Linked DNA regions of Mus musculus: region 2 is linked to region 1. A link is a loop called in an ENCODE intact Hi-C map of the cell type or tissue named here. Cell type or tissue: left cerebral cortex. All regions are shown on one strand.

Region 1 (5,000 bases):
GCATGAAGACCTGAGTTCAATCCCCAGAACCTACATAAAAAGCCAGGTGGAGTGGTGCACTCCTGCAATCCTGATGCTGGGAAGGCAGATATAGCTGGATACCTGGAGCTGGCTGGTTGGCCAGGCAAGGCTACTCAGTGAATCTAGGCCAGTGAGAGATCCTGTTCCCCCAACCCCCTCCCCCATACAAACAAGATACATAGCACCTGAGAAACAATACCAGAAATTAGCCTCTGGCTTACACACATACACACACACACACCTACCACAGTATCTTCCATCTTCTATATTGGACATTCTGCCCAAAACCACTAGTGTCCTTCTGTGCTGGGGAGAGCAGCACTCACTGCCTGTTCCTCTGTAGCATCAAACAGCACGTGTCAACCTGTGAACTCGCCATATCTCAATCTTACAAGCCCCTCAATATGACAGTTTAGGTTTTTCCTTTTCAGAAAAGCATGGCCTTTGTGTAATCTCATTTGAAAATGCAATTGAAACAGTTTTGTTCCACCAAATGGCTGCCCAGGAGACACAGTGCACAGCGCGCTGACACAGCGCCAGTGACAAGGGGCTGAGGCTGAATCTCTGGCTAGTGATTTCTTGACAACCATTCTCATTCCAGAAAGGAGTTACAGTGTCTGATTTACAGTGCTGGGCTTACAGTGGTTAGACCAGAACTAGCCTGTCCATACTGTGGGACTCTGCACAAGGAGCAGCTGTGTGTCGGAGCTGTCTTGTCATCACTAATGACAATCAAGTCTGTTTCCCCTTGTAAAGCTGTCTTCCGTCCAAAACCTCACAGAATAGCGTTCAGTGGGCATCCATGAAGCGGAAAACCACAGTGTCTGTTCTGGGAGGAAGACATCCTGTTCTCAGTGGGAAATCTGGAAACGAAGGCGCAAACCTATATATGCAGCGAGCAAGGAGAACAGGCTATCTGGTCTTGAAACAACTGCCAAACTTAACAGTGGCTCACAGGCCTGAGGCAAGAAAGAAGTGAGACCTGAAGGGAAAACAGCAGTAGAGCCAAGGGGTGCCTGGGAGAATTTTGCCCTTCCCCAGGTCCTCCTGGTTAGTTTTGGCAGAAACGGGTGCACCTATGAAGATACTGCAGTTTACTACAAACCAGTATGCGGACACCAGGCTGGAAGTGGGCTACAAGCTGCAAGAGGTGAGGGTTTGCTCAAGCATCTTTCAAAGGGGAGGTGCTTGCTTATTATTTTAGATAGATATTTGCCTTAAGTGCAGCCATGTTTAGTGAATATTTCTTATATCATTGCCTGGACTTCAAGTCAAAATAGATTACAAATCTCCTGTGATACTCAAGGACTGTCTTGTAACTGCAGATGAAACCATGAAGCCTTTCATAGCAAGAAGTTGCTATACTGGTTCATCCTCTTTCCAACACATGACTTGCTGGAAGGTTCCATGGTAAAGGCATTTAAGTCCTATTGACAGGGTAAAAAATAGCAAGCCTTCTAAATTAAGGCTTATCAGAATTCCTAGAAACTTCAGACTGTCAAACTTTACAATTGTTTTTGAAAAGAAAGAGGAGAAATGTAACCAAAATATCCCTTGAATTCCATGGAAGCCCAGTTCTCGGAACCACATTGCGTAATCTGCACAGTGTGACAGATGAAGGGGCAAGGGCATCGTGAGAACCAGAATCGCTTTTTCCCTGCCAAAGAACGTTTTGTCAGGAAGCAGGCCTTCTCAAACGACAACAGTCTGTCCTGGGGGTGGGGAAGGCAGCTCCATCAGCAAATTCCAGCTGCACAAGCAGGAGGCCCTGAGTTCCATCTGCAGAGCACACTCATCAAAGCCAGGCCTCGCGGTGCACACTTGTCATCTCAGAGCTGAGGAGGCCAAAACGGGAGGATCCCCGAAGCTCTGGGACCAGCCAGTCTAAGTAATCAGCAACTTCTACCCACTGAAAGACATCCTGTAGATGCCTTTCAAAAAACAAGGTAGACAGCTCCTGGCAAACACCACCCAAGGTTGACTTCTGACCTCTAAATACACGTGCACACGTGCACCCAGTCCAATATGTGCATGCACACTTATGAGCGCGCGCGCGCGCGCGCACACACACACACACTCAGAATTATAGTTTCTCTTCATATTCTGGCCCCCCAGAAGAAGAGTGAACTCAAGCACACACTGTGAACGTACCATTGCATCTGCTGGTGATAATAGGTCCCTGTGTTTATCCGCAGAGAAGCAGGCAGGTGCTTTTGCAAACTGGCCTGGATGGACGTCTCAGTCCTTTCCTACTTAGGTGTTAGGACAACATGTGTTGGACTCTACTTCCCTCTGCTGGGCACTCTAGGAAAATGTTCTGCTGTGCTGGAAAGTTAAAGACTGCAGTTCTTCTACTGGGCAAAAGCCATGGAGTTGAGCATACTGTGTCAAGGCATGATTATTCATCTTATTTTTAAAGTCGTTCCCTTGAATTCAACCATGCATCTTCATTGTGCTATATAAAAGCCCTGCCTCCAGATGTTCTCTTCCCGAGGCCGGGCTGGCCATGCACAGCTAAGAGCCAGCACATCAGGCGTCCCATAAGTATATCAGTAAGTATTCCAGGAAAGCTAGAAAGGACTCGAGTCTCCTTCCAACACCAGTCCCTTCACCACGGGGAAAATCCTTGCTTCCGCTTACCTACCCACCTGGCTGTGTGTTTGCACACCCTTATCTCCCACAAGTCTAACTCAGAGTTCGATCCTCACCCATACCACAACTCCCACAGAGACTCGGACATGACTCATATCGACTATTTAACAGTGAGTTGCATGCCTAACATAATTTAGAAAATGCAGCTTAAAAGCACCCATGCATGCTAGCAACTTTTCCTAGTTTCCCGGCGAGATGAGGGCAGTGATCTGGTGTGTGTAACCTGTGCACACCTGGTGGGTGTGCACCGTATCCAACCCTCCCCCACTCATTCCTCTTTCTCCCTGCATCTCCTCAAGCTGCAGTCCACAGTCTCAAGAAGACAGACACCATTACTACAGCCTGAATGTGTTGTTCCCTGAGTTCATATGTTGCAGTGCAATCATCAAAGTGACAGCTGTTGGAGGTGGGGCCTTGGGATGTGATGTTGGGTCAAGAGTAGAACCTCATGATGGGACTAGAGTCTGTGGGAAAGGGGTGTCAGGTCCCATGTGAGGACACAGTGATACATCAGTCTCTGAACCTGGAGTCAGCTTTCTCCCTGGACACTAAATCTGCTGATGCCTTGAACCTGGGCTTCCCAACCTCCAGAGCATGAGATCTTCCTGCTTCTCAGCCACACAGTTTATGGCCTTTTGTTCTTACAGTCTGGATAAACCAAGGCATGGGGCCCACCCAAAAGATAAGCAGAGAGGCCCCAGGATGCTGCAGCACACAGCCATCACATCTGTGTGGTCCCCTCTGCTTTGCTGATCCGCTCAGGTGCTGTGAAGCCTTGAAGCCAGTGTCAGAGTCACAGAAGTATCCAGTAGGAGTGAGGATGTTAATATTAGTCACTCCACTCACTGGCATCTACCGAGAATTCCGTTATCTCGGATTAATCTGTTATCTGGAATAATCACCAGGGCGTGGAGAATGCAGGTACCCATTCGTCTGTCCAGAGGACGGATCAGACTCTGAAGGGTCAGTTGGTTTGACTCTGGTGTCTGTCTCCAAACCTCTCCTTTCTAGAAGATTGTCTGACAACCAGGTTAAGTCACAGCCTCAAATCTTAATTGTCATTTTGAATGAATGTCCCCCTAGAGTAAAGAACTACTGACTTACCAACTTCTTAGGGTGACCAAAGAGGTGCCGCCCTGAATGGCAGTATGGGGCCATTAGCATAGAGGTGAAGGTATCTTTTCTTCTAGTTCATCTGAAGATCCTGTAAACTCACAGTGTAAAAACGTAGATACTAAGATATGACTGTGCTGATTAGCTGGGAAAACAACCTGCCTTTTCCTTACTGAATGTCACCCTCTAACCTCATGCTGTAAAAACATGTGGCTCCAGTAGGCAGAAAGGGAAACTGAAGCCTAGAGAGGGGATGAGCTTGGCAGGATGGCTTAGGATCCCAAAGGCAGGGGTAGAATGTCTTCTGGCCTTTGATCTTGTTCCGCACACGTCATCCTTGAGCATGAGGTATTGATCTCATGAATTCTTTCTTGGTCTTCTGGGATGAAGGGAGAGAATCCAGGATTGTAGACACAGAGGCTTAGTGGGGAAATGTATCCTTCTTCTGGTCTAATATTTTATCCTCAAACATGTGGAGAAGAGCAACATGCCAGAGTGCTCTAGGCTAACCTCTTCCACCCTTGTGTTGTAATCCCTACGAGGCCCTGAGTCCTCTTCTCCCCACCTTGTGTCCATCCCAGTGCATCAGCAGCCAGCCCCCTGCCTTCCACCAGCTTTTTCTCTGTTCTCTTGGTTCTTTGCCTCAGCAGCTAAGACTTCTGGGACATGTGCAGGGTCACTGTGGTGTCTGTTGTGCTGTTTTGTATGAGGTAGGGAATGTAGCGATCTGAACCTGACTGCAGCCCAGAGGCAAAGCAGAGATCCCAGAACAAGGTTCTCAAGGGAGCCAGACAGGAAAGGCTTCTCTCACCAGCATGTGGTACCAAGAGAAGGGCGGATGGAAAGACTGCACCTTTCATCCTGGGTTGGCAGCTGTAAGGTGCTTTGTGCTGCACTCTGCTTGCCTTCCTAGGCTCATTCATTCCTTTAAGGAAGGTTGTCTGCATTGTGCAAGGAAGTCTCTTAGTGCTGGGGATAAAGAACAGGACGTGCACCCACACCCCCTCCCTTGTGGGAGTTACATGCTAGCAAATGCAACCAACACATAAGCATGTATACTGTACAGTATACTGAATGGGGAAATGCATAAAGGGTGACCGTGTAACCGAAAATGAGAATTTTAAGATGGCAGCAGTGGAGGGCCTCCTTGAAAAGGTGACAAACAGGAAGCCTTGAGGGAAAAACATTCCAGGCAGAGGGGGAAACGAGTGCGT
Region 2 (5,000 bases), 280 kb before region 1:
CTGCTTCCTGGCTTTGGGGGGTCATGCATTCCATTAAGCAAGGATGTCTAATAAGCCAAACACACTTCTGTATTTGTTTTTAAGTTAACTGTGTTTATGACTATGCTAGTGAGAGAGCACAGAACGCACATGCCCAATAGTAATATTTAGTGTGGGAGACAGAAATAAATGTGGGCAAAGGTCAAATCCGGGCTTCTGATTCCAGGCAGCTCCCTGATCTCCCAGATGCACATGTTCTCTTCTTCGGAGAGTTCTACTTTCCACGACATACTGATCCTACAACAAACTCAGAGTTAATTGAGCTGCTTAGCATGCTCACGGGTGTCCTTGCGCATTGCAAAAGACCACCTTCTCACCTTCTTCCTAAGGGACTGGGTCGGAGCAAACCTGGGGAATTAGAGAGGTGGTGAGAAAGGTCCCTAAATTTTGGCCTTTAGAAGCCTCTCCTGACAGAGAACAGAGTTGTCTGAATACGTGCCCCCAGGGGGGCTGTGAAGATTGAGCCAATGGAGATCATTTCAAAGAGTAATTAGCACAAAATGGAAGCCGGATAAATGACAGGCAGTCTGTTGTTATAGCTACCAATGATCTGGACTAGTGGGACCCTTCGTTTCAGTGCCCAACCTAAAGAAAGGATAGCATTCCAATGAATGCTCTTATGACGTCTGGGCTGGTGGCAGGATTCTGAGATACAGAAAATGCCTCGTTTCTGGACAGTAAAGATTACAGGGAATTACATCCCAGGCTAGAGGGGGCACAAACGCTGAACTGTACCTCACTACTTCTTCCCTTCCTCTCTTAATCAATGAAACCCTTTACTAAGGACAGCTGGGTGTATGACCTGCAGATTAGAAAGTATACTTCCCAGAACCCACTGCAGTTACGTGTGACTAGCTAGATTCTGACCCACAAAGTGGTTTGTGTAAGTTACAGACCATTTGCAGGAAGAAACGTCTTATGTAGACTGGAAGTTAGCTGTGATGGAATGACTCTAACCCAATCCTGCAGGCAAAGAAGTCACTCTTGTGGCTAGAAGACAGTGTGGGCATGGACCTCGGGTCCCCAGGGATCCTGTGGAGACAAAACTTTAATATCCAAGGCTCCCTTGCCCTATCCCACTAGTGCCTTCCTTGTCACTGAGAAGCAGACTAGAAAGAAAGAGGTGGACCAGTTTGCCTCTGGGGTCGAGGATTCCAGACCAAGAGGAGCCTGGATGTGGGCTGGATGGACAAGATCGCACAGGATCTGGACAGAACCAGCTGTGTGGAGGGGTGGGTGGGTCATGTGTAACTGGACCAGACACTGCGTCAGCACAGAAGATGTCCTCCTCTTCTAAGTAAGTTTCCTTCTTAACTAACTTACTTTCTTTCTTTCTTTCTTTCTTTCTTTCTTTCTTCCTTCCTTCCTTCCTTCCTTCCTTCCTTTCGTTGTTGTTGTTGTTGTTGTTGTTGCTGTTGTTGTTGTTGTTGTTTGAGACAGGGTTTCTCTGTATAGCTCTGGCTGTCCTGGAACTCACTTTGTAGACCAGGCTGGCCTCAAACTCAGAAATCCACCTGCCTCTGCCTCCCAAGTTCTGGGATTAAAGGCATGTGCCACCACGCCCGGCTCTTGACTACCTTTCATCTGAGCTCATTCTAAGCCCTGGCTATGCATGCACTGCCTGACCAGCACTGGTCTGAGGGCTATCAGCAGAGGGGATGCTGTAGCTACCCGAATGCACTGTTTGTTTTCAGTGGACATTGCTTGCCCTACCCTTCCTTTCTTCCTTCCTGTGGACAGCAACGTGAAAGAGCGACTCAGTTTCTAGCTCAACAGTGGACTCAGCGTAAAGGTCAGCAGAGTGACAAGACAGAAGACGCTGTGTTCCTGTCCACATGTAGATTGAAGTCATTCTAATGAGGCGCACTTGAGCCTGTATGTGAATCCTGCCACTAGGTGGCGCATTGCAGACTAGCATTTGCCAGAAGCAAGCACTGAACTGCCGTCTAGGGACCTACTGTCTTCTATCTCCCTCCCTAACTCTGTAAAACCTGGCTGAGACCTTGACTCATTCACGCCGCTGTTGTCTACTTTCAGATGACAACAGTGGCTGTTGTCCTCACAGGTGTGTGTGAGCCTCAGGTAAAGCGAGGCTGTAAAATTCAGAGGCCGCTTAGAGATGTGGTGGTATCTGGGGGTTGCAATCCCTGCACTCAAGGGACTGAGGCTCGAGGGTACTGAGTTTGAGACTAACCTGTCTCCAGGAAAAGAGAGGAGGTGGAGCAAACTCTAAAGTTGCTATGACAGCAAATTAGCTTAGCAATCACTGGGTAGAGTTCTGAGAATTCTTTGCCCTAGAGTGGCATGTTCTAAATTTCCAGCCAATGGGAAAACAACAACAACCCAAAACAAGACAATAAGGAAAATCTCCTCGGGCAATGTGAACCAGCCGGCTTGTCTCCCGGAATCAATCAGTCATTCCCATGTTGGGGGAAAGCCTGCTGAGGCATGCGGTGGGTGGGCTGCTCAGGGTGGTTAAGTCCCCTTCCCTTTTGGGCTCCAAACACCACGATCAGAGGACTGCTGAGCCCGCAAGTGTGCTGATTTCTCCACATGAAGCTATTGCTGCCCAGGAAGCCATAGGGTCACCTGGAGGTGGCACTAGGCAGAGAGACACAGGAGAGCCACTGTTGCTGCCTTGGGTTCAGCCTCCCTCACATGCCCTGCTGGGTTCCAGGAAGACTCTGGGTCCTCAGTGAGCCTTAATCTCCTCCACTGGGAAATAAGGCCCCTGTACAACAACAGCCCAGCACCCGAGGAGTGATGAACACTGACATCACACTCACAGGACAGAAAACAGCTCAGTATACACTGTGCCTTCCACATACACTTGTTCGTGGGCATCATACATGCATATGCACGCACGCACGCACGCACACACACACATATACCAATAAAAATATTTTTCAAGTTATTAAGAAGTATGGCGTGGTGTGGTGTGTCTACACGTCCCCATGGGTGTGTGCATGGTTTGCACGCAGACATGTGCTCACCTGTGGTATGTGGAGGACAGAGGCAATGTCACTTGTCTCCCTCCGCTGCTTTCTATTTTATGCTCTCTCCAAACCTGGAGCTCAGCAATGCAGGTAGTCAGCTGGCCAATAAGCTCTATAAACTAGCCCCCCATCCCACCCTACCCCCACCCCACATCTATAATAACAAACATCTACCGCCATGCCTGACTTTGACACAGTGATGGAATCTGAACTGAGCACGTTACCAACTGAGCCATGTCCCCAGTCCCTAAAAAATACACCTTTTGAAAAGTGGAAGAGTTGAAGCACATTTAAATGCCTGATAATCCCTGACTTAGCTCATTTTCAACACATAGCCAGTCTTGTTTGACTATATCATCTGCTTCTTCTCACCCATAATTATTCCAATACTTATCTCATTTCGTCTGTGTCTTAATCTGTAACTCTAAATGATAGACCCTTTAAAAAACAGAACTGTGCTTTGATCAGACCTCAAAATAATTTAATTAATGACAAGAAGACCGAGGCCTATATTCTGTGTATATTTAATAGTTATAAACAGGGTGGGTGGGTAGCTCGTTAGCAAACTACTTGTCAGCGTGGGGCCTGAGTTTGAACCCAGCACCATCCTAAAACTATAGACATAATGTCATATGCTCATAACCCCAGTGCTGGAGTCAGAAACAAGAAGATGGCTGGTGGACCTAGCTTACTCTGTGAAGCCCAGGTCCCAGTGAGGGACAAAGTGGAACAAAGAGTCAGAGAACAAAGTGAAAGGCAGGAATTATGTGGCACACACCTTTAATCCTGCTTGAGAGGCAGAGGCAGGCAGGTCTCTGTGAGTTCCAGGCCAAACAGGGCCACCTAGGAAGACACAGTCTAGAAGAACCAGGTGAAGGAATCCTCAATAATGATGCCCTGGGTTGACCTCTGGCAAAGTCTCTCTGCCCCCGGCTACTCACCTGCACCTCCAACATGAATGTACACAATTAACAACGGAAGCAGTGAGTTCCTCACGAGAATGTGGTCATTCTTCCACTCACACACTGAAGCCGACTTCCAATGGGCAATTCTTAGTTTCTTGGAGTTCCACAGTGGCCCGAGGCATTCTGGGACAAGCTTGTCTCTGTTTTCCCTGGCTCACCTTTTTCTCACCACAAGGAGCCTTGCACTTACATATGTAGGTCCAAGCTGAGCACACCTATGGCTCCCTTAGCCACCAAGGAAGGGGCTGTGAATTTGGGCTTGGAAGCACCTGGCAGGGAAGCCACAGTCCCACTGTCTAGAAGAAAGGGCTCACTCCACATCACTTAGCCAGGCGGGTTCCCCATCCCAGTGGGAAAGGTGGCATTAATGGTAGGTGTGAACAGTCTGTTCTTATGATGGCTCTGGCAGGGAGACAGAGCCTCTGCCATCCTGTGCACTGCACCCCTGGAGTTATCACCACACATTCTAAATGTAAGCAAACACATACACACAAGTCACAAGTCATATGTAGACTTGATGTGTCACAGAGCATGATTGGCTGGGGTAAGTGCAGGACATATTGTCGAATAACTCATGAAGAAAGAAGAGTCTAAGGGAGCCAGCAACTGCAATGGATCCGACCGGCAGAAAGCAAACACAGGAAAGCAATTTCCTGTTGATTTGAGATGGTTCTGCCAAAAGAAACTAACAGGACTCAAGTTACATTAACTCATGCTATGTTTTCAGCGGCTCCTAGACAGACCGTAATAAGCCAAAGTGCATGTAAGAAAAGCAGGCCTAAATTGAGTTGCAAAATCCATATTCTAGGACCTTGACGAAATGCCCTTGAAAGGATGCAGATTTGTTCTTTGCAGCAAATAAAGTGTTTATGCCCTGGCCCCTCCCTGGGAAGGGGGCGTGTCCTATGAGAAGGGAGCCATGGCTCAGTCACCCTGGGCCATTTGCTCCAAGTGCCATCTTCACACTTGCCTGGCAGCACAGTCAGAGCCCCTCGCTCCT

The links. Peaks named below come from ENCODE experiments on the same cell type or tissue, not always from the same donor. Only the 100,000 strongest peaks of a DNase experiment are listed, where the experiment ranks them.
Region 2: a loop joins it to region 1, with 2.8 times the contacts of the local background. A loop is called at or near these places in 4 of 42 quality-filtered maps.

Annotation. Positions count from the first base shown.
Region 1 is chr2:6,190,494-6,195,493 of GRCm38, reverse strand. All of the region lies in intron 4 of Echdc3 (enoyl Coenzyme A hydratase domain containing 3), which reads left to right. A230108P19Rik (RIKEN cDNA A230108P19 gene) reads right to left here and starts at 2,243. Exons shown (of 7, transcript NR_040333.1): 1 at 2,173-2,243. In left cerebral cortex, a CTCF peak has its summit at 2,318 (motif pointing left); a DNase peak (open chromatin) is centred at 2,307.
Region 2 is chr2:6,466,290-6,471,289 of GRCm38, reverse strand. The region is part of intron 1 of Gm13391 (a long non-coding RNA gene); the gene reads right to left. Among named protein-coding and RNA genes, the nearest start is that of Gm13391, 2.7 kb to the right of the region's middle. In left cerebral cortex, a CTCF peak has its summit at 1,936 (motif pointing right); a DNase peak (open chromatin) is centred at 1,946.